Regions from separate parts of the Mus musculus genome. Here all the other regions are linked to region 1. The links are chromatin loops, found by intact Hi-C in ENCODE. Cell type or tissue: heart. All regions are shown on one strand. Region 1 holds the start of Magi3 (membrane associated guanylate kinase, WW and PDZ domain containing 3). Region 2 has its middle 41 kb from the start of Gm5546. Region 3 has its middle 27 kb from the start of Gm38412. Region 4 overlaps Magi3 (membrane associated guanylate kinase, WW and PDZ domain containing 3). Region 5 holds the start of Rsbn1 (rosbin, round spermatid basic protein 1). Region 6 has its middle 33 kb from the start of Gm38412. Region 7 overlaps Magi3 (membrane associated guanylate kinase, WW and PDZ domain containing 3).

Region 1 (4,000 bases):
AATGACTGCAGTTTTCTGCCTGAGAATCAATTCATGGTTAAGACACTGGGCAGATGTTAGATGACTTAAAAAAAAAAAAGAAAAAAGAAAAAGAAAAAAGACACACAGCAGGCAGACATTGTTGGGTGACTACTTAACAACTATTCTCTCCTCCTCCCTTAAAGAGGACCTCTGCTTTGTTTGAAGGTGACTTATGATCAAGTTAGTGGAATGCTAGTAATTGCATTTTCTTTTGCCAGTGACTGGTCTAAGGTGGTCATGGCTCCATTTTTCTAGCCTACCACAGTGGCCACAAGCTAGGTAGGATTTTTCTCTTTCATCAAATTTGGACTAACATTTTCTTACCCTTCTTTCTTGCTTCATATAATGACCTTTGAGGATGTGATGTCTGGAGCTATGACAACCTTGTAATTAATAGGTGACAGGCTTGGAGACAAAAGTTCATATGGATATGATGTGGAAGAGTAAACACAAAGAGCTCCGGACCTTGATAATAGACTGTCCAACTAGTCCTCAAACTACCACACTTAAACTTTATGTTAAAGATGTAATAAATGACAGTGTGCTCTAAGCTATTATTTGTCAGATGTTTTGTTCCTTGTTGCCAGAGCCATTCTAAACAGATACAGTTTAGGCAGAGCATTGTGTTTCAGTCTCAGCAAAAATAGAAGATGTGAAGGCAATCGAGTATTCATTCAGGAATTTATTAGTATTAACTAGTTGTCCATAAAACAAGTTAAATTTTTTTTTAAATTTCAGATGTTGGTCTATTTGAATGATCCACATGATGCCTGTGAAAAGTATTTACTCCATTGGGTTCCAGACGCTGGGCTTTCTCTACCCCCATCATAAGTGTGAAGGCCATCTGGCTTCCAATCCACTTGGCCAGAGGGAGCCTCAGCAGGATGGAGGGTGGTATTAAAGAAATGTAGTTTCTCTCTTGGGTGACTGCTCAGCAGACAATCAAGGACTGAAGGTTACAGTCTGGCAATCTCTCCATCAGGGTGTAGATAAAGGTCCTGTCTCTGCCTGGCAGGTCCCAAGCCTGCAGCTCCAGGGCTCCACTTCCCTTATTGTTTCTTGAGTCCAGCCCACATTTAGTGTTTTTATTTCCCCAGTTCAATGGTGTGAAGGAAATCACTGTAGCTGTCTGAAGCTTGATCTAGTTTGTAGAGCTCCTCGGAGTTTAAAATAAGGGCTATCATTAAAGGGAGTCAGAAGACATGCCCTGTCACAAAAGTGAGACAAGTGCCCCAGTTCAGAGAAAACACTTTCCAAGAAATACTGGACGACTATTTGGATGAGGTGAAACATTTACGAACAGAGGGCATTCCAAAGACGAGAAAGCACGCGTTCAATGAAGGAAGAAAAAAAGCTTAAGTGTTTCTGAAAAATTAGAGCTGGGAGAGATCTGAGGTCTCCCTTGTTCTGAGTCACTTCTTCCACCTTCTTACAAACAAGCAGACGCGAAGCAGAGATCTGGTCAAGGTCAAGCCACCAGTGTCAGGACTTAGCTCCGCAGGCACCAGGTTGTTTTTTAATCCATCTCCTTCCCGCTTTCCTCAAATGATCTTCTAGTCAGTCTCTCTCGCTAAGCTGCAGTCTCCTCGAGAGCAGGATCACTGTTTTCTTCATTCTTGGAGTTCAGTAGCTAGTGTAATTAATGATCTTCACTCTCAGCTTGTTTCCGACAGGCTGTCTAACTTGCCCGAGATCACACAGCATTCGAGCACTGGACTGTATTTTACCCTCAATTAACAGGATTTCGCCAATGGATCATTTAAGAACATTCATTGAACGAATTAACAAATTCAAACCCGTAGAATCCGTTTCAGCCTTAACAGGCCCATTTAGTGGCTCCACCGTTCGGAGTAGCTGGGCACTGGACTCCCAGGATCCAGGCAAAGCACTCCCAGGATCGCCTTCGGGCTCCAGCTCCGAGGCCCCGCCCCCTGCCCAGCTGGGCACGCCCCACCTTGGGGACCAGGGTCCTTTCAGTGTTTGAGTTTCCCTTGGCTCCAGCCCCTGGCTGGAGGGCCTCTCCCCTCTAGGCGACCTGTGCCCGCTCCCAGACCAACCCTCTCTTTTCCCTCCCCCTTCTCCCTCCCTCACACTCTAAACTTCTTTTTTCCTCCCTCTCTAAACTTCAGTCATTCTAGTGCCCGCCTCCTCTACTTAGACCACCCAATCAGAAATCAGCATGCCCGCCGAGGGCCGCCCCCAGCTGCCAGAACCCAATCCACGGTGCGGAGCCGAGAACTGGGCGGGTCCTCCGGAGCAGAGCTGGTGACGGCAACGCGCCGGGCGCTGCGCTGCGGGAGGGGGCGGGGCCGGGCCGGCGAGGGCGGGGGAGGGGCCGAGCGGGGAGGAGGTTGCGGCGGGTTTGAAAGCGCCAGTTTCCTGGCAGCTGGGGCAGGCGTTGGTCTCGGCGCTCCGGCTCCGCAGCAGCCGCGCTCCAGCGAGCGACTAAGCTCGGTGCGCGCGTACCGATACGAGCCTCGGTTCCAGCCGCTCCCTCAGCTCCCGCCCCTTTGCCTCAGCCTTTCCCGCCGCGCGGGCGCCGAGTCCCGGCCGTCGGCGCTGACCCCGCCCGGAGACCCCGCCGGCGCCGCCCGCGGGGCGCGCGCTCCCTCCGGCTCTCCTCAGCGGCCCGCGAGAGGGGCGGCTCGCGGCGGCGCGCGGCCGGCGGGCTGAGGCGGGGGGTCGACGGCGGCGCCCCTCTGGCCGGGCTGTGCGCGGGGCCCGGAGCGGCACCGCGGCCGCCCGCGCGGGGGCTCCCCATGGTGCAGCGGAGGTCGGGATGTCGAAGACGTTGAAGAAGAAGAAGCACTGGCTCAGCAAGGTGCAGGAGTGTGCGGTATCCTGGGCCGGGCCCCCGGGCGACTTGGGCGCCGAGATCCGCGGCGGCGCCGAGCGCGGCGAGTTCCCTTACCTGGGGCGGCTCCGCGACGAGGCTGGCGGCGGCGGAGGCACCTGCTGCGTGGTCTCGGGCAAGGCGCCCAGTCCGGGCGATGTGCTGTTGGAGGTGAACGGGACGCCGGTCAGTGGGCTCACCAACCGGGACACTCTGGCTGTCATCCGCCACTTCCGCGAGCCCATCCGTCTGAAGACGGTGAAGCCAGGTGTGTGGTCGCCTTGGGGACCCGGGTCCTGGTCCGACTCCCCGGGGAGGAGGGGGGAGGGGGCGGCGCCGGGGTTTCCCATTTTGCGGCTAGTAAAACTGAGCTCGGGTGAACCGACAGCTGTGTAGGCTGTCAGGGAATTGGCACTAGGAGCTGGCTTTCCTAATCCAGCTCGGTCTCCCACCGCATCAAGAGTTTTTATTTTTATTTTTATTTGCCTAGAGAAGAGCCATCTCTTTTCTTCTCCCCTTTGTGGAAACAGTCCTATGATGATAATCTTTTCTTTGGAACGTATTTGCGTCTTCTAACGGGGAGAAAGGGCTTTACTATGGAGACTCGGCGCCGGATCGAGGGCCGAGGTTACCACTGAAAGCTCCTGGGAGGGCTCAGCTGGCCCAGTGCGTCGTGCACGACCGCAGACGTCTGGGAGCTGACAGTCCCACTCTGTGGGTCTAGGTGGCTCAGGTGTCTGAGTCCCAGTGAGGTACAGTGTGTGGTATGAGGCAGTGGAGCTGTTGTGTCGTCTGGATTTGGAAGGAGGACCCAGGTGCCCAGCCGAGCAAATGCCTTTGTAAAGCTTTCAAATCTACAGTATTTGTTGAAGCGCAGGGTAAAAAAAAGAACCCCTTGGTGCCCTGGTGTCTTTGATGCTCGTAAAATGTGCTGCAAAGCATGTTACGCTTATGGCATACTCCCTAGCTGGAAAGCATTGATCAGACTGCGCAGTCTGGTCTGGTAGTATGTAGTAAGTTTTCTTACGAATTTGTAAGAGAAAACACTGTTGGACCTTTCGGTATTGGTAAAATATGGTTCTGGCTTCTGAGGTGGTTGTAGACATGGGCATCGTGATTAATCATTGTTACTAGAAATCAAATTGT
Region 2 (4,000 bases), 98 kb before region 1:
AAGCAGTATTGGTCAATATTTAGAAAAGGTATGGACTATGTTTACACAGGTCCGATGCTTCAAAGATGATAATGTTCTTTTCCAACTATAATTGCTTTTTCTGTTCCTAGATTCCAATCTCTATGGTGATATCACACTCAAGGGTCCATTTCTACATGTAAATGGCATGTGATGAAATTGTATACATTTGCCTTTTATGCAGAAAAGAAAGAAAATAATGTGAGCACTCAATGCATTTCACTGCATTGACGATGACCAGGACAAACCATTTGTCTGGTAGAATATTATAACCTCACTCTCTTAAAATCAGAACTACAGGCTGAAGATAGATGCTCTCTTCTAGTAATGTCTCCCATTTTTACAGATGAGAAATCCATTAAGAGATGACCCCCACTGCTCTCCTGATAGCAAGTGACAGAAAGCAATTGACTTAAGCAACAATGGAATGTGTTGGTCTATGGAAACAAAACATCTGAGGGGTAAGCATGGTTTCAGATGAGGCTGATTTCATAGCTCAAATTCCACCTTACGTGGCCATCTTCCACCACTGTCTTGGCTTCCATCCCAGAATCTAAGTGCACAGAGCCCAACATGATGGCGCCAGCCCCAGCCTCCTACAGACCCACGTTTAACAGCATTCCATTGGTTCTAGTAGGGTCCTGTGACCCTCGTTAGTGAATGTCAGTGGCTCACAGTGGCTTAATGATGGTCACATGCCAACCACAGGACCCAGTTTCCATCCAAGCATCAGGGTGTGAAGAGAGGAGGGTTGTTGCCATAAGAAGAAAGAATAAATCTTAAAAACCAACAGTGGCCTTGCTACTTTAGGTGGTATTTAAGATTTTTAAATATTCTTATTCATGATGGGGAGTCTTCCTGTATCTCAGGAATTCCCCCATGGAGGGGGGGGGTTAGTTTGTGATTGTTTGAGGAAGCAGAATGAAGCCAAAGTGTTCCCCCATTTCTCTCTCTCTCTCTCTCTCTCTCTCTCTCTCTCTCTCTCGTCCATTATCCTCTTTGTCATCCCCAGCATTAGTTCAAATCTCTGCGGTGTCTCTCCTCTAGAACAAAATATTTAACAAATAGTTCTTCTAGATCTCTGTGAGGAGTGTTTAATGGAATGTGGGTTTCCCAATTGGATCCTGAACATTTCAGTTTATCTCTCTACATCCCTCGTATATTACACTGGCAATTTTGGTGACCTTAATTTGAGAACCTGACCTCCTTCCAAGGAGTTTGCATTGTTTGTTTATTTAGTGAAGTTGACTATTCATAGTTATTTGTTACCTGCCTGGTGGGCCAGAACCACAGAGAAATCGGAGTCTCTCTGCTTTGAGTGTGTCTATTCCTCTTGTTTCTCATTATTTTTTTAAGCTTCTCCAGAGTCTTTCAAAGTCCATTCCCCACCCACTTCCTTGTTATAGGTTAGCAGCCATTTCCCTTAACTGCATCTCTAGAATCTATTCAGCCACTTAGCGACATCCATTCACCAGGTGAAAATCGGCATTCTTCAATAACTACTGAGTATGCCTGTGTGACTGTGCATGCTAAGTATCAAGACGAGGGATTGGCACTGTGATATGCAGAGTGGTGTCAGGAAGTTATTCCCAGGAGTGGAGCACATTCCTGCTGCCAGCTAATCTCTCTCTTGCTATTCAGAGACTCTCACTTTGTTTAGCTGACGGTTCTGCTACACTTCTCAAAAATTTCACAGGCAGAGCTTCTATTCTGGATTATCCAAAATCAACTAAAAGGAAAAGGGGGAGGGCCACAGGCGTGGGTCTCTCTGGACTTTCCACAAACAGATCTCCATGTCTTATCATGCGACAAAAGCTTCTTCTAGAAGCATAAACAGGAGGGCAGAAATAACTGCTACTGTATCTATAAAATTTAAGTTTATCTGTTATCTGCTTTGACAAACCCCTCCAGCACTTGGTAGCTAAGAACAACAGCCGTTTTATCAGTTCATTATTCTGCAGGTCAGCAGCGAGGGCTAGATGCAGCTGGACATTCGGGGGCTGGTTTCATCAGAGCCATTCATGCGGCTGCAGGCAGCTGGCAACTCAGACGGGGCTGGAAGCCTACAATGCCTTTGCTCGTGTGGATGGGGGTTGGGGTGAGGGGGTTCTGGCTGGTGTCTAGGTTGTTCTCTCCAGCAGGCTGGCTTGTGTTTCTTCACCTACTGCCAGAAAGTTCTCAACAACAAGAACGAGTCAAGCTCAATTGGCAAGTCCGTGTCCAGCCCCTGCTTCTGTCAAATTTGATAATGATCCCATAGGCCAACTCAAGTGGCCAAGTCCAGAGCCAAGGTGGGAGGGAACAGCTCAAATATGTGAGGGTGGGAGACAGGATCTATTTGGGACTGTTACTGTTTTTTAAAAATCCATCATATATATTAAACACCAATATCCTTTCTTTTCTGAAAACAAGATCTACCAGGGAAGATTTAAGGGCAAACCTATTACCAGGAAGAAGACCTGTCAGAGAATTGTAGACACAGAGCAGAGACGTAACCTTTTTATAGACTTATTAGTGCCAAGAGAGCACTGTCTATGTGTTGAGGTATTACCCCAATTATAAAATCAAACCCACTGTAAAAATAGGAGTGTAGAGTTAGACAGGAGCAAGCCGCTCTGGTGTGCACAGTAGGGTGACTGTGCACAGTAGGGTGACTGCAGATAACAGCAATGCATAGTGTATTTCAAAGAGCTGGCAGAGAGAGTTTTGAATGTTTTCACCATAAATGTTAGGTGAGTAGACTGAAGTGTTTGCCCTCATTTAAACACTACACAACTCATATGTCTCAAAATGTTGTGTGGTACTCCATACATATATAAAGCTTACGTTTTTATGTGTCAGTTAAAATACTTGTGCATTAAAAAAAATAGAAGCCAATATGTACATAGACCTACCTAGATATTTAATATACAACTTCAATTAGGACTCTTCTGAAGGACTTAGGATACGAAGGGAGCAAGACGTATTGGCTTCAGTTAGTTCAATGGGTCATCCCAGCCCTAGAGTAGAGAGAATGCTAACAAGATGGTTCTCGTAAGTAACATTTCTAAATCACAGTTTTCAGCTCCTGGCTTAAGATTTGGACCACTCTGTGAGGTGGGTAGTAAATCTTATCTCCATCTTACAAACATGGACATTGAGGTTTAAAACACTTAGCTGGCTAGAGTTCACGTTGCTAATACAGAGGGCTGGGGTCTTGAACTCTGTCTACAGAGCCCCAGAGATTGTCTCCATCTTGAAATTTTTTTTCAACTGCTTTGGACAAAACAGTGATGCCCATGCTTTGCTGTTTCTGTCTAGCCAAGCACTCTCTGAGTGCACTAGAGTACTAATTCTCTCAGAAGGTTTTCTTCTGGAAGCCTCCTTAACATGGAGTCCTGAAAAGGCAGCTTCCATTGTTGTGACAGCGTGAGAGTTGATAATGAGGTTCATTACTTCCTCAGGGAGCTCTGGGACCCTTTCCCAGGAGTAACTCTGGCAAATCCTTTGCATGTACATTGCTGCTGCCGTTGTGTGAGAAAAGTCACACGTCTTTCTGTCTTTACCCAGCACTAAGGCGTTCCTTATGCTTCTCAGTGAAGCAGCTGCTGAACTCAGCCTATCTGAGTTTGATGATGTAAGCAATCCTTCATGCAGCACCTACCCATCAAACAGTAGATCTGAAGATCAGAGCTTTAGAAGGACTGACTACCTTCCCACAGGACGTATAACTGAATTAGACCCCAGTTAGTGGTAACTTGAATGTGATCGAGAATGAGAAATGCTATCCTGAAATGAGTCTGTTTTTCCTAAAAGCTAAAGGTAAATGGAGCACTTGTACTTTGGTGTGGTCCTGCCTTTCAGGACACTTGCCCTCTGACATACATAAACCCCTCTGAGACAGGGTCCAGTTCTGTAGCTCAGGCTGCTCTCCTGCCTCAGCCCTAAAGGCACTGGTATTATTTGCATGAGCTACCCTGCCCAGCTTTGCTCTCCACCCCAA
Region 3 (4,000 bases), 220 kb before region 1:
GATGGGGTTCCATCAACCTAGGGAACCCTATGAAGAGAATCCAAAAGAGCTTACTGAGCCCAAAGTGGATCTTTTATTATTTATTTGAAGCTATTAACGGTGCAAAAAAAAATCACAATTACATTTTCATACTATGTAATATCCTTTATTCATCTCTTGGAAGTGATGATTGGCCTGAAGAAGGTGTGGGAGAGGGATGTACTGAGGTTCTGGTTCTCGAAAGACTTAAAGGACAGGGGAGGAGCTTGGTTTTGACTGGGAGGTAGACGGCTTGGCTCGTGGGCGGAGGAGATGGGGTGAAGGCCGGCTTAGGAAAATCACTGTGGTTACTGAGACGGACTGGCTGGAGGTCAGAAGAGGACTAAGGAACTGCTGTGTGGTCTGCATAAGAGGTATTAACAAGGCTGGGCCTGTAGCTCAGTGGATAGAATGCTTCTTAGCATGTGTGAAGCCCGAGGTCCATCCCGTAATGATGCTTAAACCGATCGATGCATGGTGGCACAGGCTTGTAATTCCAGCACTAGAAAGGTAGAGGCAAGAAAGAGGATCAGAAGTTCAGGGGCATCCTTGGCTACATAGGGAGCTCAAGGCCAGCCTAAGGTACTTGAAACACTTAACGAATGTTAAAATAAATAAACATAAAAGATGCTAACCAGCATCATGGAGGAGGACAGTTACTACGGAAATAGAAAAGCTGCCGAGAGTCAGGAGAGACTTGCCATTGTCTTCAAGAGCTCCAGGGAAAGGTGCCAGCTTTTCTCACAGCCTTTTGAACAAAAGCAGCACAGGGGGAGGCAAATAGCTGAGCTGAGGTATTTGATGAGATACAAGAACAGCTTCTTCCCATGCTGGGCCAGGCCACAAGCGGGCCCTTCACGGGCAAGTGGCTATCATGCCTGGACCGCAAGGCAGGCCACTCAACGCTGCTCTCTGCTAGATGAGAACAGCATTCATTTTTCTTGGGAATCTGAATATCAGTGGAGGCCTTCAAACCTGACTGAACAGGACTCAGTGGTTGAATAGCAGCTTAGCATCTATGAGGTGTGGGGTTCAGTCCCCAGCATCAAGTACATATGCACCGTCCCTCACGCACATAGAACACCTGAGCGTCACAAACTCTGATGAGCTCAACAGATGCTGATGCCAGCCTCTGCTTCCAGAGAGCTGGAGTTGAGCAGGGGACCCACAGTCTGTGGTGTTTTGAGGCAATTAGAAGTCAGGGTCAAATCCTTTTCACTCATGACTCTATTAGCACGAGAACAAACTGAGGGTCAGAGAGGAACAGGGTCTTACTTAAGTCACTCAGGCAAAGGTTCCAGCATCAGAGCTTGGGTCCGGCTCCCCAGGTACACCGCAGACTCATGGCTGGCATGCTTGGGTCTAGGTGGAAGGGTACATCATGGCAGAAAGGCTTGGGAACCTTGCCTATCACCCTCTAGGAAGACCTAACGTGAACAAGAGAGTGGCCAGGGAAAGGAAATGATATAGTTAATCCGCCAATGATACAACCAATCCACAGTCTATTGTTAATTTTTGTCCCCCACACTCAGAAGGGGCCTTTTCCCTCCAGTTTTTCCAGCAGCCATCATATGGGGGGGGGGGGCAGGAGGTCTGGCACCGGGGGTTCCCCAGGGCCAAGTCCCACTAGGCTTCTTTCTGGGAATCGAACCTGGGACCTCTGCAAGAGCAACAAGTGTTCTGAACCTCTGAGCCATCTCTCCAGCCCCAGAAGCAGGCTCTCTGATCCCATCTTCATTCGCACATTGATAGGAACAGCAGCTGGTATTTATGGAGTGGTTTGCATTCTCTATACATCTGAGCTATTTCATAATCCCAGGGTCTAGTAGCATTTCTATTCCTATTTACATGTGTGCTGATCAGCTTTTTGTCAAACTAGTCACAAACTAAAGTCATCTTGGAAGAGGGGACCTCAGTTGAGGAATTGCCTCCATCAGATTAGCATGTAGGAAAATCACATCCATCAGATTAGCATGTAGGGAAGTCTGTAGGGTGTTTTCTTACTTAATGGTTGGCGTGGGAAGGCCCAGCCCACTGGGCAGGTGGTCCTAGGTTGTATTAGAAGGCACATTGGGTAAAGCACAGGGAGAAAGCCAACAAGCCGTGTTCCTCCACGGCTCCTGCTTTGGTTCCTACCTCTTCCAGGTTCCTGCCTTGGCTTCCCTCAAAGGTGGACTGTACACATGTAAGCAAAATGAGCCCTCCCCCAGCCTCAAATCACTTTTGGTCAGTGTTTTATGACAGCAACAGAGAAGCACACCAGGACAAGCTGTTTCTGGCTTTCCTGATTATCATGAAAAAATGCTACCTTGAACATGGAGATCCTTGATTTTTACATGGGCCTGCGTTGTAATTGCTCTTGGGACTGTACCTCAGAGAAGAGCTGCTGAGTCACTTGGTATGGCTGGAACTCTTGAGTGTAAACAACAGGAACTGCCTCTCAATAAAGAGGACTTTTACTGGCAGTATCATGAAGGCTTCCAGAATCCCATAAAGAGAGGCAAAAGGATGGGCCTAGAAAATAGACAAAAGCGCCATAATGGTCAGTGGCCAGGCAGTGGAGTGGGTGGAGATGAGCCCTTCACGGGCCATCATCAGCACCCTAACAGCAGGCAGGTTAGCAAGGATAGAGTGTAATGAGTTGGGTCATAGTTTGATGGGATGTGGGAGACACCAGACTGAAGACCCAAAGACCAAGGGCAGGGTCTAATGGGGATTGGTCATACCTGAGTTCCCCTCGTGGGTCCTGGATGTCTAGATTCTTTCTGGCCTCTCTGCGCAGCCTTCTGTTCTCCCATATTTTTTGAGATGTTTTGGGACCTTAGGACTTTAAACTAAGGAAGGTATGTCAGTTTTTGACCTCTGTATTCAATTTTTAATCAACATATTGCATGTCCTCATGAGCTACAACGTGGCTGCGATTTTTCAGTGTCTGTGCACAATGTGTTATGATTGGATCAGGATGACTGGCGTATCCATCACCTCAGACAGTTCTCATTTCTCAGTATGGGAACGTGTGAAATCCTCCCACCAGCTACTTGCCCGCCACCGTTAAACCCTGGATGCTATAGGGCCTTAGCAGCGATTCCTCCCATCCGGCTGCAACCCTCTGCTCACTAACCACTCTCTCTACATCTCTGCTCAGGTTCTGGACCATTGTATCTCTCTGCATTCAGCCAGGATATGATTCAGTACACAGTGTCTTTCTTGACACTTGCTTGATTTACGTCACTTACGTCCAATTCCACCCATGTTGGGCGAATGACACAGTTGTGTTCCTGTTTATGCACAAATAATATTCTATTGTGTGTTTACTTTTTTTTTTTTTTTTTTTTTTTTTTTAAGAACAGTGTTTCTCTGTGTAGCCCTGGCTGTCCTGGAACTTTCACAGAGATCTGATGCCTCTGTCTTCCAAGTATGGGGATTAAAGGTATGTGCCACCACACTTTATGTTCGTATCCATTTGTCTGTTACTGGGCACCTAGGCTGATCCTACCTTCGCTGCTGTGAATTGCGGCCATTTAACTCTGAGCCACAGACTCTTGGTTGGGCTGATTTCAGTTTATCTTAATATACACTCAGCTTTCTGGGTCACATTGCAGTTGTGTTCCTTGTTTTGTAAGGCAGATGCACGCTGTTTCTCTGGTGGCCATGCTCCCAACTGCTGTGCTCAAGGCTCTCTTTGCTCAACATTTCCACCGGCATTTGTTACCTTCGTCTTTTTAATAATTGACATCTTATCAGGGCTGACTTGATGTCCCATTGTGTGTGTGTGTGTGTGTGTGTATGTGTGAGAAAGAGAGAGAGAGAGAGAGAGAGAGAGAGAGAGAGAGAGAGAGAGAGAGAGAGAGAGAGAGAGAGAGAGAGACATGAGCACAGGAACCTGCAGAGGTCAGAGGGTGTCAGGTCCCCGAGGGCTAGCATTAAGGGCAGCCGTGAAGCAATATAGGTGCTGGGAACTGAACCTCTCTCTGCAAGAGCA
Region 4 (4,000 bases), 200 kb after region 1:
TAATTTGAAGATATTTTTCCTCTGTTAAAAATATTATTCATAAAAGAAAACTAGGTTCCCAGAAATTCAGCATCTTCCCAGGCCTTGGGGCTTCGGAAGGTCCATTTCTCATGGTGACAAGGTCACAGTGTCTGCCCCCAGTTCAGTTATTTTTGAGTGCAGCTTTCTTTGAGAGCAACTCCATTAAATTCCACTGAAGGAAGGGGATGGGGTTCAGTGTTTAACCGACCCTGGAGAGAAGGAGCAGTCTTTTTTCCTAGCAATTCGGGTTCTAGAGATAGTCTGTTTACAGCAGCTTGTCAGGATAGAGGATGGTAAGGCTCAGCCTTGAGAGGAGTTGATCTGCTTTTCTTTTCAGACTGTTTCTCATTTTCTCAGTGCAGAACATAACTTGGTTTCTCTCACAGAATTGCCCTAGAAGGTGAAATTGGGAGAGATGTCTGCAGTTCTTACAGACATTCCTGGTCTGACCATAAGCACCTTGCACAGCCTGACACTGCAGTGATTTCAGTTGTGGGCAGTCGGCACAATCAGGTAAACACAGACACCCTGATGTTGATTTTTTGGGTTGCTGAATCACTGAACATTGGTGTTTTGTTGCGAATCTGTTCGGATACATTTGCTTCCAAAATTACTAATTTTTACAGGACTGGTAATGTGGTTGTCATTCACTACACCATACAAACAGAGAAGTCAGAATCGAGGTTAAGTATGCACAAGTGCATAGTTGTAGCTAATTAAATGGGGGGAGCTTTTGCTTGCTTTTCAGGAAAATTTGTAAAAAATCTCCGTAAAGTGGGTACTTTCAAAAATTCTGTTCTCTTAATTGTTCTGCTGAACATTGACTGACTATAAGAAGGCATAATCTTCAAATGAATCTATTTGAATTTATGACAGTTAAGTAGCAGCCCCAGCTAGCATTCCTTTCTTGCCACTTAGAACTGTATCAAGAGTATACACTATTTCCCTCAGCTATAAAGCAGATTCTCTTCAGGACACATCAGAAGCAGTGCGTGAGAGCACTCTGTCATGATGCTTCCTTCCCCCAGAGCCTTGGCTGTTACCCTGTGGAGCTGGAGAGAGGCCCTCGAGGCTTTGGGTTCAGCCTCCGCGGAGGGAAGGAGTACAACATGGGGCTGTTCATCCTGCGCCTGGCCGAGGACGGGCCCGCCATCAAAGACGGCAGGATTCACGTGAGTTGACCTTTGTTTGCAACCTCTGCTTCTGCCTCTAGGCTGGAAAGTTCTAGAAGGAACTGCTTTAGAGGGAATGCAGAAACCCCTTACACAGGAAACGGGTTTCTGCAGCCGCATGCCACCATTGTGCTTCCCCAGCTAGCCAGGGTTCAGAGCCTGATGGCTTCTCTGTGTCCAGAAGAGCAGTCAGTGCAGGGCCGATGGGTCGGTAAATCAAATCTCTTCCATCTTAGTACAGGTCCTGAGACAGCAGGATAAAACGACTTTTATTTTACATTTTCTTCTAAGACATAATAAGCCCAGGGAGGTTTTCTACTTAGATCCCTACAGAGGCAGAAGCCTCTGGCCCTGCCACCCGTTACAGTTATTAGAAAGACGAGCGTTCACTCTGTGCTGTTCCGTCACAGACTTTCTCAACCTTACAACACTAGTGCTCAACTTTTCAAACATATTTTTACCGTTTTATTAACATTGTTATAGTAACTGAAAATCACAGCAAAAATGGTCCCTTGCCTCTGCCGAGAGAAGTGTTCCCTTTGGTTTCTACAGAGCCCTGCCAGCCTAACAGAAACCCAAAGTTCCACTTCCCTTGCCTTCCCATTTTATTTTAAAGGTAAAAATGACACCTGGTGGCGAGCCTGTTCAATTACATGTTTTATTTACATTGTATTTATATTAAAATATATAGGTTTGTGGCTATAAGAGAAAGAGTGTGACTGAAACTATGCTCTCTCTCCCAGGATGAACCAGCCATGCTCACACTGATTTTCATTTCTGTCGGAATTACTTTCCTACTTTGTTGTTCATAATTCCTCAGGGAAATGATTCTTTTATCACCTACCAAAGGGGCTTTTTTCCCACTTATTTTGGACAATAAGGGCTTTGTTAATTACCTTTCTTACTATCTCCTGACCTGTAATCTTTATTGTCTTACTCTGCTTGTTTTTTTTTTCACTTTACATAATTGTTTTTGTCTGCTTGTTACCATTACTGAATACCTGAGACTGGGAAATCTATAAAGAGAAGAAATGTAATTCTTACACGTCTGGATCCTGTGAAGAAATCCCAGGCCAGGACAGTCTAGATGGTGGAGAACTCTAGTCCTATGGCAGGGAGACAGAGAATGCCTACGAGATGGGAGCTCACTTTTAAAACAACAGAACCCCAACATCTGGCATAAAAGATTGTTTCCAACAGTATTTCCAACCAGCACTTATCTGTGGCTGGTGTGTAGTCATATTGCATAGCACTGACTCTCCCACAACCCTAGGAGGTAGGACTCTGGTTTTCATATAACAGGTGAAGAAAATGAGAGACTGCTGATCTAGAAAAAAGTAAAGCCACATACCTGGACCCCACAGTACAGCTTCCTGTCTCGTCAATAGATAGAAAGCATTAGTTTTGATATGGGGGGGGGGGTTGGATTTTTGTGTTTTATGGTGTTTTGCCCAAATGTATGTATGTATGTATGTATGTATGTATGTATGTATGTACATACACATGTACGTATTTATCTGGCCCACAGAGGCCAGAAAGATGTGTCTGGTCCTCAGGAACTGGCATTAAAGAAGGCTGTGAGCTGCTATGTAGGTGCTGGAAATTGAACCCAGGTCCTCTGGAAAAGCAGCAGTGATGTAATTGCTGAGCAGTCTCTCCGGCCCATCCCCATCATCTCCTTACTGAGTCTCTGCTGTCACATTACGTACACATTATCTGAGTATCTTACAAATATTTGGGGTTTTAATATTCAGTAATATCTCACTGTTTGAAGTCAATAAATACCCTCAGTTACATGTCACCTTGATACGGATCTCAAAACCAACATCTTTATTCACGTTTCTTACTGTTAGATTTCAGCATATTTTTTATTTTCCTTTAAAATAGACACTTCTGGTAAATGACAACAGCACTGTGGTATCTTATTCCAAGTCCTAGCTTTCTGTTTTCCAGGAAAATGATTTTATATTTGTTACTATATACAATCCAATAATTGGTTTAAATAAGTGTTCATATTAATGTATTTTTTTTCTTTAAAATTTAATCTCTAAGTTATATCATTTAGCTAAAGCCTCACTCATGTATAGGATATGCTGGCAATACAAAAGATGGCCACTGTCTCGGGAAAGCTTCAGTGACGAGCAGCCATCTGCACCAGCTTTAGAAAACTAAGTCAGGATTAGCTCTTGCTTGAAAGCACCCTTACAGATTGTTACGTAGGTGCCACTCTGCAGGGTTACTTAGGGCTATTCATAAATGTCATCTTTTCTAGGGCTTAACTTTTGGGAAAAAAAAACAAATAAACAAAAACAAAAACCTAGATTTTTTATTATTTATTTATTTTACAATACTAGGGATCAGTCTCAGGGCCTTACAGATGTGGGAAAATGTGAATTTAATGCTTGATTTCAAATGCTCAGATACTGACTGGTAGCCACATAAAACTTGCTCATGCAGAATTTTTATCAAGTAAATAAAATCATGCATTGTGTTCCCATCAGCTGTCACTAAGATAGCACACTGTCTAGGTTAAAGACTTTACAAGTGAGAATGACTTAGCAGAGCTGAAGGGCTCTGTTGACAATGTGGAAATGAAGCTCGGTGCCATTTCATACAGTTGTCAATGTTCCCTGTCCAGGTTGGTGACCAGATCGTTGAAATCAATGGGGAACCGACACAAGGCATCACACACACTCGAGCAATTGAGCTCATTCAGGCTGGTGGGAATAAAGTCCTCCTCCTTCTGAGGCCAGGAACTGGCTTGATACCTGACCACGGTAAGCAAAATAGCTGAACACTCATGCTGG
Region 5 (4,000 bases), 310 kb after region 1:
AGCACTCTTAGTCCTACTTTTTCTATGTGAAAAACCTTTAAAGACTGCTGGAATTGCAGAGATTCTCAAACAGTGCTCTGGCAAAATGAAATGAAACTAGAATCTACATCTGCATCTGCATCCTACTGCACGCTTCCTTCCCTTCAGAGATACGGTTGGTATACTTCCTAGACTCAGAGGGTGATAAAACCTTCCTCGAACCAATCCTAAACCATACTAACAATTAAAAGGGCTAATATTTTTTTTTAAAAAACTATTTTTACTACGTCTAGCTGAAAAATAAACACCGTAAATGATTTTTTTAACCTCGCCGAAGCTAAGGCAACCAGTAGTTGTGTAACCTCTTTAAGAATTCAAACTCAGAGCCCAGAGTCAAACCTGTAAATATGCTGGTGCCAGGAATGAGAAAAACTAAAGATTTCCAAGCAAGAGAACAAGAAGGGACTTTCAGTGACAAGCCTTTACTTCAGAAAGGGAGGTTTTAGTACCCCACCTACTAATCCGATGCCAAGCACTGCGCGGCGCGGAAACCCTGCCGAATTTGAAAATAAATGTTGCAAAGGCTCCGGGGGAACTGCAAACAGGGATGGAAACTGACAGCTCGGCCTCAGAGAGAAGCCTCAAGTAGGTCAAACTGTGGCAACCGCCTGCAATCCCGAGTCCACTCCAGTGGGCTCAGGGGAGTAGAGCGGCGTCTTTCAGTCCTAAAGGGGCGGGATATGGGCACTGAGACCTACAGCCCGAGCCCCAGCGGTTCGCCTGCTCTCACCTCTCTTGGGGGCCTTGATCAGAGGCACCCCTCCGCTCCTTTCGCCGTTTTCCTGCTTGTCCTTGTGCTTGAGATCGCCCGGAACGCAGGCGCCGGGGTCACCATCGGAGCCGCGGTGGTGATGGTGCTTGTGCCGCTCCTTGTGGCCCTTATGCTTGGGCCCGGCCGCGCTCACCGTCAGAGGCGAGAAGGTGAAGAGGGCCGAGGTGCCCGGGGCCGGGAGCGGGGCAGCGACAGTGGGCCCGGCGGGTGCCAGCGACGGTGGCGGCGGAGGCGGCAGGAGCAGAGGTTCAACAGGGCCCGGGACGGTTGGGGCGGCATTCGTTGGAGGCAGCGGCCCGGGATGTTGGCGGCTACGACGCCGCCGATGAGGGGGAGCGAGAGGGGGGTCCTGGCTCGGCCGCCCCCGCTTCTCCTGAGAACCCCCGCTGCTCGCCCGGCGCTGCCGCTTCACTCCCCGCGGCGAAACCCCAACATGGGGTTTCTCCTTCCCTTCTTTGTCCGGCTCCTCCTGCGCCGCCACCGCCCGTACTACGCGAACCGCTCCGACCTGCGCAGCCATTTCACCCACAAACACACATTTAAATGGCCCGACCGCCCCCCCGTCCGCGGTTCGCGCAAGCGCTGCCCGCGCATGGCCCGCTGGGCATTGGAGTCTCTCCCCCACCCTCCACTGATCGGTCGTTCTCGTAGACCTGAACATGCCGGAAACGGCAGTTCCGACACCTCTCCGCAGACCTCGCCAACCGAGCTTCTATTGTAAAGCACCCTGGACGCGCAAGGCCTTGCGGGAGTTGTAGTTCCACCGCCCTTCGCGTTCTTCCCCCTCCCCCTCCGCCCCCACTTTGCTCTCTGAGTGGAGGAGCGGAGGGGAGCGTGCGCCTAGGCACGCTTCGGGGTGCCACGCAACTGCCGCCCTCCGGCGAGTTGCCGCCAACCGCCCTAACCGCCCAAACAATGTTAATAGCTTTCAGAGTCTCGCCGTGTGTTCAGGCGCTCCACTTCCAGTGTTCCTCCTTCATCTTGCCCGGAGGTGGTCTCCATAGTGACTTTTCAATTTCGTATTTCTCCCCATAGCCTTTGTGAGGTAAAAGAATCTCCAGTTTACCCTTGACAAACCAGGAGGAAAAGAATTTCGGAATATGTAAAACGACGGTTTCGCTGTAGAACATTGTAAAGCTGCTATTCAGAAAAGAAAAAAAAAATTTTTTTGAAGCATTTCCTATAGCACTGCTGTGGCGACCGCTGCAGGCTCAAGGCAGGTGCAAATGTTGCCTTAGGCGTTCCCTGAGCGCAGCTCCGCCTTGCCAGAGTCACTTTTCCCTCCAATTCTTGGAAAGGTAGAATCCAGCATTTTTGTTGAACATACAGCTATAGTTAACAACAAAAAAAAATGTCTCGATAGAAATTTTTAATTTTTTTTCAACCCATACATATAAATTTGCAAATGTGAAAAGCGCTGTCAACCTGACACTGTTCGCCAGGAGATGGTGTTTACTCAGAAATCCGTTTTGAGTTTCATTACTTTAGCTTTTTACCTAGAATTGCATTTAAGTCCTTGAGAAAGCTATTTGGAAATAACCGACTACAATGATGTACTAGGCATATAAAAGACACTGTGGTTTAACACCACTAGTTCCCAGAGAAGTAACTTAGGCTGAGTGAACTTCTGTAATAAAAGTTATCGTTTAAAATAGAGAAGTTCTTGAACACCTACTGGGTATACATTGTACTACAATAAACAAGTAACAATACAGGTCAATTTGCCCTAGCATTTGGGTTTCCCAACAAAAAGTATTAAAGCGCAAATAATACTGTTGCTAGGCTGTATTTTCATAAGTAAAAATATTAAACTGATAGGGAAAGTAAAGCCAACCCTTTACAATAATAAAGAGCCATTAAATTATTTACTGTATAAAACTAGATTTGAAATATAATTTACTTAGAAGAATCCATAGTCATATAGAAATACATTTTCAAATCACCAGTACCTTTAAATGGTTGTGAACATAAATTCGTTTTATGTGGACACGTTTATCTATAGGGCCTTTTCTATGAAGAACACACTATCAAAAAAGAAAGTTAAAGTGCTAACAAAAAGTAACCGCTGTTGATTTTTTTTTCTTGAATTGGTAAGTGAATAACTGGGTAAACATACATACAGTTGGACACCTCATAGCAATACAGAAGTGATCACTGCCGTTATTTGTACATCATCTTTCCTTCTTTTACGCAACAATTGGGGAAATTGAGGAGATACACTCCGTTTAGACATTTAGTCATTTTCACAAGCAGTACTGCAAGCACAAAGGAAGGAGTGCTTTGTTTTCTAACTAAAACCTTTAGTCAGTCGTGATGGAGCACGCTTGCAATAGCAGCGGTCTGCAGCTTGGAGAAGGATCAATAGTTTGAGGCCAGCCTAGGGCTGCATAGCAAAATCTATTTTTTAAAGTTATTTTTAATATTAAGGCAGTGTATAAATTTAGTTGAAGGGTCGGAGAGACAACTCAGATGGTGAATTAAGTGCGTTTAACTACTTTTGCAGAGGACCCTGGTTTAGAACCCACGTAGCAAGTCACAACCTGTTATTCCAATTCAAGGGATTTGGTTCTCTCTTCTGGCCTCGATGGGCACTACACACAGGTGCTGTACATACATGCAGGCAAAAACACTTGTATACATAAAAATATTTTAAAGAGAACGTTATGATCAAATTCTTACAATTCTATTGAAATTAATGTTTATGCTGGACTTGTGTGCTTGTTACCACAGCCCTCCAAAGGCTATGGAGGAGGAGACATCATCTCAAAATAAAAATTTATATTTAAAGAAAATTCATATATAGAAAGAAAGTAAAATATAATAACTTTCAAACGTGAAAAGTAAATACACTTTGAAGCATAAACTGAAGTACAAACTTTATTGGCAGTTCCCAGTGAAATATAAGGAATATGAAAATACAAGTTTGCTGGAAGTTTGTCACATATTGCTTTCCTTTTCAAGACTATTGACAAAATATATCCTCATTACTGATATTATTATTATAGCAGTATTCAAGTAGCTTTATCTGCAGGTACAATTTTAACAAATATTCTTATAAATCCAGAGGTGCGTTACATATTCCAAGCTGATGGCGGGTTCCTTGGTCCTTTGGGTTTTGAAAAACGATTTCCGAAACCTGAGGACAAAAATAAAACTGAATGAAGATGGGTATTTTTATACACAGAAATT
Region 6 (4,000 bases), 220 kb before region 1:
CGTGGATAAATGACATTGTTTTCTTTGTGTTCTTCACCCAACCAGTAGGCTACATGTTGTTCCCCAGGTGGGTGGGTGACCGTTTTATCTTATAATAAGTTCAACCATGACTCTTGTTGGAACTGTTGGTCTGGAGAGTAACAGCAGCGACTGCATTAAGATGTGGGCACCTTTGTGGGCACCCAGGCACTGCATACTGCTGCTCTGATAACCAGAGCTTGCCTTGGTTCATGGCTTGTTCTCTGGTTGTGCTTGGGTATCACCCATCTGTATGCCTTCTTTGAGAACTGTCTGCCCAGTCGGTTAGCTTGTTTTCTGCTGGGTGATCTGTTTTCCTGGTGTTTAATTTGCCCAGTTCTGTATATATAAAGATGTGTAGCAGGCAAAGATTTTCTTACCATTCTCTAGGCGCTGGTGCTTGTTTTCTTTGCTGGACAGGAACGTCTTAGTTTCCTATACGTCTAGTTGTTGGTTGTTGGCAATGTGTGCTGTACAGTTGGAGCACTGTTGAGAAAGTTTCTTCTATGCCTGTGTCCTGAAGTGTTTTGCTTCAGGTCTGGCTCTAAGATCCACTTTGAGTTGATTTTGCACAGGGTTGGAGACGGGGGTCTTAGTCTTTCCTCTCCTTGTGGAAATCGTTTTCTCAGCACAGGTGTTTAGAGGTCTCTTTCCTCCAGTGTATGTTTTTGATACCTTTGTCCAAAGATAGAGAACTGTAGCTTTGTGGGGTGACTTCTGGGACCTCTGTTTGAGCCCCTTGATTGCCAGGGCCACTTTTTGAGCTAGTAACATGCTGTTTTTGTTACCATGATGCTGTAATATGGTTTGATATGGAATATTCCTGATAACTCTAGCATTTTCCACTTTCTGATAAGGATTTGCTTGAGATGTCAGGGTCTTTTGTCCTTGTAGGAAGCTAAACTGCTGGCCTACCAAAAGAATAAGTATAAAATTCTGAAAAAGAAAGCCCCCCCTTTCTCTGTGTTGTTTTGCTTGCTTGGTTACTTGCCTCCCTACCCAAAACAAAAAACAAACAAAACAAAACAAAAAAAAAAACCAAAAAACAAAAAAGGCAAAACAAGACAAAACCTTTCTCAGTTTGGAAGCCTGGTCCCCTTTTCTTTATGTTGAATACTCCCTATTTCCTGGGTCCATCTAGCTTAGAATTTCTTCAGGCTAAAATAACTTGGAGCTCAATTTAAACAATTATTTTTGTAGTCCCCGCCCCCCCCCCCCCCCCAGCCCCCAGCTACTTGTTGAGTAATCCAGGGTGTGTGTTCATGCCCAGGGCCAGGCAGCTGATTAAAAAACCTCTGCAGCATCCCAGGCTCTCCCGAGAAGGGGCCGGCTCACTGCCAAGCTCTCTACACAAGTTAGTCTAACCTGAATTTTGCAGTAGGGGGATGAAGAGGTTGGAATCCGAGATGCAGGGCAAACTGCAGTTTTCCCCTCACGTGTGCTCTTCAGATCCAGATATTAGAATTTAAGAAAGGCAGTGACAAGATCACTGTGGCTCTAATCCTGTCCCTTTAAGAAGCCTGTCATTTAACTCTTGAATACCCCATCAGCAATAGATAAAGGGCGGGTGAAGAAACTGTTGAGGCTCTTTCAAAAGGCGCCTTTTTGTTCCAAGGCATCTTCTTGTTTCCTTCTGTGGAGGCTCTACTACACAGCGGTTTGAACGAGAACTGGCCTCCAGGTGGCGCTTCAGCACAGAGAATGGCGGCAGAGGGCGCTACCCAGGCCACCATTGCTCAGGGATACCCTTACGTAAGGGGATTCACAGGAAATCCGGCTTCTCCGGTTGCACAATGGCGAGAGGCCTGGCCTTTGTCATGGCTCAGGCTGTAACTCAAAATCTGTACGGGGCGGTGCATGGCTCAAAAGTTCTAGAACGCTGCCAGGATGAAGCCCAGGGCAGCTTGGCCTGTTGGGAGGGAGAGGCCAGAGCTCCAGGCTTTGTCCTCGGAGGCCGGAGTCTTGTTCTGGGCTCCTAGCCCAGGATGAGCTCGCAGCTTGGCCCTCAGAGGTCTTCATTTTGATCCAAGGCTGCAGTCTTGCCCGTGTCCTCTCTCTTCCTTGAATCGTTTCCCTTCCCCCTCCTCTTCTCACCCTCTCTCCACACCCCATTCTCACCTTATGCTTTTTTACAAATTGATTGTCCTGTGTGATCTCATTTGCAGCTCCCACTTCCAGGGTAAAGGAGCAGGTTTGGGGCCATCCCTCAGTCCACGGAGAAGGTCCCTCCCATGCTTGTCACCACTAGCAAATACTGAGCGGCTTGGGCAAACATTGAATTCAACTTGGTGGTTCGAGAGCTTGGCACTGAGGAGTGCTCAGAACCATTTCCAGCATGAAGAAATATTTACAGACGGAAGCTGGGTGGAAGAGCAGTGTGTCCCAGGACTGCATTCTAGAGGTCAGGACCCCAGATACTAGAGCCACCGCGAAGCACTAGTTACAGCAGTTAATGTCTAAAGGGAGAAGAACAGCGGCACGCAGAAACCCGGGGACCCAGTCTCGGTGCTTGGCAGACACTATGAAACTTCTCCAGGTTCGGCCCTGGAGTACCTGTCTATAAGGGGACAAGTGACAATATGGTCGAAACAGAATGAATGGTGTGTATGAGAGCTCGTTTAAAGCATGGGGTGGATAGGCATTCTGACTTATCAAAAGCCGCCTTTCCTCACTGAGAATGCCCTGGGGCAGGGAGTGTCCTTGTAGCTTTTACCTATTCTGCCCCCATTGGATATCCGGCCAGCCCTTTCCTTGGTTTTTGTTTGAATGTGCGTGCTTCAGGCATTTGGGACTTGAGGCAGACTGACTAACTCGGTTCCAGTCCCAACTCTACCTTTTACTTGCTGGCTGGTGCTGCATGGGTCATTTAGCCCCTTTATGCCTGCTTCATATCTGTTTGAGTGGTAATATGATAACAACAGTATTAACTACAATTTTAGGAGCTGATACACAGACAAATGTGTGTGTGCGCGCAGGCGACCACTGAGGCCCCTCCCCATGTCTCAGCTGTCTCTCTCTAGTTATCCTGTACTGGAGAACTGGTTTGGTTCACACTGGGGTGGGTGTGGGGGGGTCTCATCAAAATTGTGTAAGATTCCCTCAGATCAGCTGCCAGACTCTTGGCTCTCTCCCATTCAGTTACAACGTTCTCATGGTCTAAGTGAGAGAGGAAACCACTAGAAACAGATGGGTTTTGTGTTGTTTTTCTGACAGAGGCACTGGCATCTTCATCTTCAGCCTCTCCAGGGGTCCAGCGGAGTTACTATAGTGTATGGCAGTTGTTCCGTACAAACTCGAGGCAGACAGGAAGGAAGGGACCTTGCGGATGATCACACTAATTAGTACAGAGTAGGTTATCTGGACAAGAGCCTGTGGAATGCAGAGCTATCCCTTAAGTCTTCTGACTAAGCATGGAAATCACCAAGGAAATGTGATCAGCCTGCAACAGAAAGGGGTGGGTAGGAGAGAAGAAACCATAGCTTCGTGCTATCAGCCAGAAGCATCGTTTTCCATCGCTCAGGGTTCCATCGCTCAGGCCAGGTTGAAAACCTTGCCTCTGTTCAGGGTCTCCAGTTGCTGCCTGCCCAGGAGTCATGTTCTGTGGAGGAGTTCATCATTTGTTTCATAGCCTCTTAGGTACCTTTCCTTATGGCTCAAGACCAGCCGGCTCACTGGGTCTATGTGCAGGACTGAGGAGGAGAAAACAGAGCTGGAGAGAACGGGCTTCAGAATGCTCTCCCCACCCCACCCCACCCCCGTCCTGGTTTATATAGCTCAGGTGGGTGGGGAACTTGCTATGTAGCTCAAGATGACCTTGACCTGATCTTCCCGCCTTCACTTCCCAGTACTGAGATTCTAGCTCTGCAGGCTCCACACTTGTTTTATGTGGTGCTGAGGATCGAACCCAGGACATTGTGCATGTTAGTTAGGCCAGCACTCTTACCAACTGAGCCACTTTCAGCCCTTTAGGGTAGGTGCTTTT
Region 7 (4,000 bases), 54 kb after region 1:
CATCTTAGTTTCAGTCTCTATATCTGCGTTTTTGCTTATTTTTGTATATTACATACACTAATATTTTATATAATTATATTTTAGTTGATATACAATTCACATTTTTCCAGGTCTGTATACTAAGTCTTCATGATAAAATTCATATCCTGTTTTGCCTGGTAGCTTATTCTTGCTTATCACTCTCCCTTGGTACTCTGTCTTTAAAGACAGAATGTCTTACATATTTTAAAATTTTAAGTTGAAATTCTTAATCTTTCCCTTCAAGAGAAATTAGAGTTTAGTACAGTACTAGATATGTAATGAGCACTTAATAAGCATGCATGCGTTAATAGTAATAGCCCCTTTGGCTTTTTGTTCCATTGAATTTCACCAAAATTCTTCACTGACTTTTTAATGACTAAATGAGTTCTTGGCCCACAGCATACTAAGTATAATAATCTATTTTCATTATGAACACAATGATGCCATCTTTGTCTCTTCCCTCTCTGTCTTACTCTTAAAATGTTAATATGTAAGGTTAGAAGTCTCCGTCTCAGAATTTCATTTGGAAATTTATTAAATGTCTCAATTTATAAGTTTTATAAATGAAGCTGAAGGTTTTTTAGAGGAGTAAGTTATTAACTTTAATGAATATTACTAATAATCACATATATTTCTTCACTAATTCTTGACTCAGGAATTTATTTGACAAATATTTTTGAGTGCTTATTGTATTGTTTACTGCACGTGAAAGGGGCTAGTATTACGAAAGGGAATTAAACGTAGCCAGTGTGCAGATGTTTGCCTAAACTTTAGAGCATGGATTATTGACATGTGTCCAAGTAGAGAAAGAGTAAACAAAGAATAATTTCACTTTTTTTGATCTTTTCTAGTCTCTTATATCTGTAAAATGTAGCAAGTAAAAAATAGGGCTTTGAGATTAAAAACATGAGAATTTAGATTTTCATGAATGGAACATTTTTGAGACACTAATAGCATGTAGTTATTCTAAATCTTTAAGATTGATTCATAGCTGTGAGTTTGTGTGAATTAAATTGGCTGTTTAAAAATAATAGCTATTGAAAAACATGTATAAACATAATGTGAATATTATGTCAAATGAACTATATGAAATCTAATGATAGATTTCTTATAGAATAAATTATTTTGATTAAAGATTTAGGAATGTTACAGTGTAATAACAGAAAATAGCTGAGTGATAATAATTTTAATAACCTCTATATTCCAGTGTGTTATGTAAAAAATGTACTGTTATATAAGTGGGATCATATAATTGCCTTCATAATTTATTGTCTTCATATAATGTGCAGAACGCCAAATTAAAATATGAATACACCAGTGAAGGAAAACAAAAGCTTTCTTTAATGGCAAAATGGTCTGTAAGGATGATGAAGCAGCTTGCATAATTATAAGCCTAAGTGAATTTTATTCAGTTTTTATTTAAATAAGACTAATAAATTAACCTGTAGATTAGTAAGGAGTTTGAAAGTATTCAAAAATCAAAAGGTAGGCCATTTGAGGGTTCTAATTTTTTAATTTACTTAAAATATAAATTTATCAGATAACAATTATGGTTAATGGAAGATGCTAAATGCTGATTTTCCCCTTATTTTATGCTTCTTTAATAAACAGGATTTTGGGGGGTGAGTATGGGCGAAATGCTTTGGGAAATGGAACTGTAACTGCTCAACGTATAATGAGGTTATTTTGAAAATTCTTTAAGCATTCTTTCTGAAAGTCTTTTAAAAGTAGTTTAAAGAAAGAAATTTAAAAGGCTCTTTTCCATTTACACTACAGGAGTGCCTATACTCAAAATGATTCTTTGGAAGGGCAATAATTATGTATTGCCTTGTTTGTTTATTTTGAGTAGACTAATTAGATTCTGTGTTTTATGCTATCCTACTCTTAATACATGTGTCTGTGTATCCATTTTTAGTATAGTTGTAAAGACCTGAATGTGCACAGTACCTGTTTTCTTTCTTCCCTAAAACAGACAGCTTTATTTGCATATTCATCTATATAGTTAGTTATGTTTGAATATGATATAATAAAAAAGGTGTCATATTAGAATGCAGTCAGTATTTTTGGCAGACATTTTAAGGGTGTTTTAAAATGAAATAATTAGAGATGACAGTCTTAGAAGTAGCTGTTGTTTATAAATGTGATTCAGGGGGCTTTTCTATCACCACTTTTTATCTCCCTGACACCTGGTACATTCATTACACCCTTCTGGCACTCACAAAGCTGGGCAGGTTCTGAGCTGGCCTGGCCTACTTCTCAACCGACTTCCCAGCCGTGTGTCCTGTTGCCTGCCATCCTGGTCTCACGCTGACCTCCTTCTTCATCTGTGTCATCATGGGGACTCCTCAGCTCACCTGAGACTCTCTTTCTCTCTCAAGGCATGGAAGTCCCATATTTTTCCTGCCCAGCTAAAAGGCTAATCAGCTCTTTATTGACCAACCAGGAGATGATGGAGAAGAGTGGTTCACAAAGTACTGAGCCAGGAAAGGCTCCTATTTTCTCTTGTCTCCACTCTGCTCAGCCTGAGTTTTACATACTACTGTCGGAAGCTCAGCGTTGCTTTGCAGCCTTTTCCTTTCACCTTTCTCTTACGGAACTAAACTTACCTATTAATACTTAACAGTAATAAAATTGGAAGTGAGGCAAGTATATGTCACTTTTAAGCTGATTATTACTTCAGTCATTCTTAGCTAGTTAAATATCTTACTTTTCTACATCCTTGTTTCCCATTTTTTATTTCCTGCTTGTCTCATTAGCTTGTGATTAATGTATGGTTTTTAGTCTTTTCTTTTCTAGATAATCAAAATAGAACATAAAAAAGGACTTCTGAATTTTTTTCATTCACTTTCTGTTTGTGCTTGTCACGGGCACAAATACTTCCCTAACTACCTATGTATATGTCGAATAACATAACTAAAAATTTTAACCATGTAATTATTCTTTTAGTCCATAAGAATATGGGATTACTCCTTTTTCCTACTTGTATGTTAGACACCATTGTTAGTGGTTCAGAAGCTAAAAGAGACTGTTCACAATTCTCGTCCAGTATAGTCTTCAGCATTTACCTGCAGTGCTTTAATTTTTTAAAAAAAGAGTTAGTATATAAAGTAATGGGTTTTGTTATGGCAATTTTATACTTATATGCCAATATACTGCATTTTAATTTAGCTCTTTTCTCCACTGCTCTTCCTTGTGCTCTCTGTCCCTCCACTCTCACTGGTTCCCTTCTTTCCAGGCCAGTGGTCCGCTCTTCCGCTTCAGGGAACAGTATTTCATTGGCCTCTCTTTCCCCTCCCTTAAGATCTTTTCCTCTCCTTTTATGATTTCCTTTCTAGTTTCACACCTCTATTTCTGTGTCTCTCTGGCTATCTCTCTGTCTGTGTCTGTCTGTCTGTCTCTCAAAATATTCAAATCTATTTTCTTGATCTGAGAGAAAATATGCTATATGTCTTTTGAGTCTGGCCTATACTGTGTAACATAATGGAAGTCATTCCTTTTAAAATTAGAGCCTTTATAATCTGTTATTTGCCTAACTTTCTGGCCCCTTCACTTGTACTTCCCATTGCTAGTGCCAGCCAGCTCATATAATTGTAGTTCCTTAAACATACTCAGTTTTCTCTTCTGTGCCTTTGGAGTGCCCTTTACTTGGACTGTTATTCTGCTGTTTCTGGTTCCCTTTCTTGTCATCTGACAGCTGTTTCAAGCCTGTTTGGTGGTTATTGACTGGAGTCATTTCGTGATGACTCCTCACTTTCTGTGCTCCCATAGTGTCTCCATTGTTGCCTTTAAAATTATACTGTATTGTTTGTCACCTTGTGTGACTATAAGCTCTATGGGAACACAAATGGAGTCTTTCATTTCTCCCTGCATTGGACAGAACACTGTGTTCAAATGGAAGCAGGAAAAGAAACTGAACTTGAGTGTCTTTCATGTGCCAGAAAAGTTAAGCTTAGGTATCTAGATACAATAAATTACGTTA

What was found. Hi-C counts contacts between places; a loop is a spot of excess contacts. Peaks named below come from ENCODE experiments on the same cell type or tissue, not always from the same donor. Only the 100,000 strongest peaks of a DNase experiment are listed, where the experiment ranks them.
Region 2: it touches region 1 in a loop (1.8-fold over the local background); 5 of 42 quality-filtered maps call a loop at or near these places.
Region 3: it touches region 1 in a loop (4-fold over the local background); 20 of 42 quality-filtered maps call a loop at or near these places.
Region 4: a loop joins it to region 1, with 2.2 times the contacts of the local background. A loop is called at or near these places in 2 of 42 quality-filtered maps.
Region 5: it touches region 1 in a loop (2.1-fold over the local background); 3 of 42 quality-filtered maps call a loop at or near these places.
Region 6: it touches region 1 in a loop (7-fold over the local background); 20 of 42 quality-filtered maps call a loop at or near these places.
Region 7: a loop joins it to region 1, with 1.9 times the contacts of the local background. A loop is called at or near these places in 4 of 42 quality-filtered maps.

Annotation. Positions count from the first base shown.
Region 1 is chr3:104,218,767-104,222,766 of GRCm38, reverse strand. It overlaps Magi3 (membrane associated guanylate kinase, WW and PDZ domain containing 3), which reads left to right and starts at 2,361. Exons shown (of 21, transcript NM_001159354.1): 1 at 2,361-3,122. The coding sequence starts at 2,801. In heart, a CTCF peak has its summit at 1,865; DNase peaks (open chromatin) are centred at 2,216, 2,996 and 3,626; H3K4me3 peaks cover 3,170 bases; H3K27ac peaks cover 3,222 bases.
Region 2 is chr3:104,317,229-104,321,228 of GRCm38, reverse strand. No RefSeq gene overlaps it. Among named protein-coding and RNA genes, the nearest start is that of Gm5546, 41 kb to the left of the region's middle. In heart, no CTCF peak of the experiment used is centred here; DNase peaks (open chromatin) are centred at 598 and 2,138; H3K4me3 peaks cover 945 bases; H3K27ac peaks cover 3,152 bases.
Region 3 is chr3:104,434,564-104,438,563 of GRCm38, reverse strand. No RefSeq gene overlaps it. Among named protein-coding and RNA genes, the nearest start is that of Gm38412, 27 kb to the right of the region's middle. In heart, no CTCF peak of the experiment used is centred here; no DNase peak of the experiment used is centred here; H3K4me3 peaks cover 280 bases; H3K27ac peaks cover 362 bases.
Region 4 is chr3:104,017,471-104,021,470 of GRCm38, reverse strand. Magi3 (membrane associated guanylate kinase, WW and PDZ domain containing 3) reads left to right here. Exons shown (of 21, transcript NM_001159354.1): 18 at 408-534; 19 at 1,050-1,193; 20 at 3,832-3,970. Among named protein-coding and RNA genes, the nearest start is that of Phtf1os, 51 kb to the right of the region's middle. In heart, a CTCF peak has its summit at 1,833 (motif pointing left); no DNase peak of the experiment used is centred here.
Region 5 is chr3:103,911,923-103,915,922 of GRCm38, reverse strand. Ptpn22 (protein tyrosine phosphatase, non-receptor type 22 (lymphoid)) reads right to left here. Exons shown (of 21, transcript NM_008979.2): 21 at 3,671-3,947. The coding sequence ends at 3,883. It overlaps Rsbn1 (rosbin, round spermatid basic protein 1), which reads right to left and starts at 1,803. Exons shown (of 8, transcript NM_001356556.1): 1 at 770-1,803. The coding sequence starts at 1,472. In heart, a CTCF peak has its summit at 1,711; DNase peaks (open chromatin) are centred at 762 and 1,492; H3K4me3 peaks cover 2,530 bases; H3K27ac peaks cover 2,672 bases.
Region 6 is chr3:104,439,918-104,443,917 of GRCm38, reverse strand. No RefSeq gene overlaps it. Among named protein-coding and RNA genes, the nearest start is that of Gm38412, 33 kb to the right of the region's middle. In heart, no CTCF peak of the experiment used is centred here; DNase peaks (open chromatin) are centred at 1,357 and 1,837; H3K4me3 peaks cover 779 bases; H3K27ac peaks cover 1,747 bases.
Region 7 is chr3:104,165,263-104,169,262 of GRCm38, reverse strand. All of the region lies in intron 1 of Magi3 (membrane associated guanylate kinase, WW and PDZ domain containing 3), which reads left to right. Among named protein-coding and RNA genes, the nearest start is that of Magi3, 53 kb to the left of the region's middle. In heart, no CTCF peak of the experiment used is centred here; no DNase peak of the experiment used is centred here.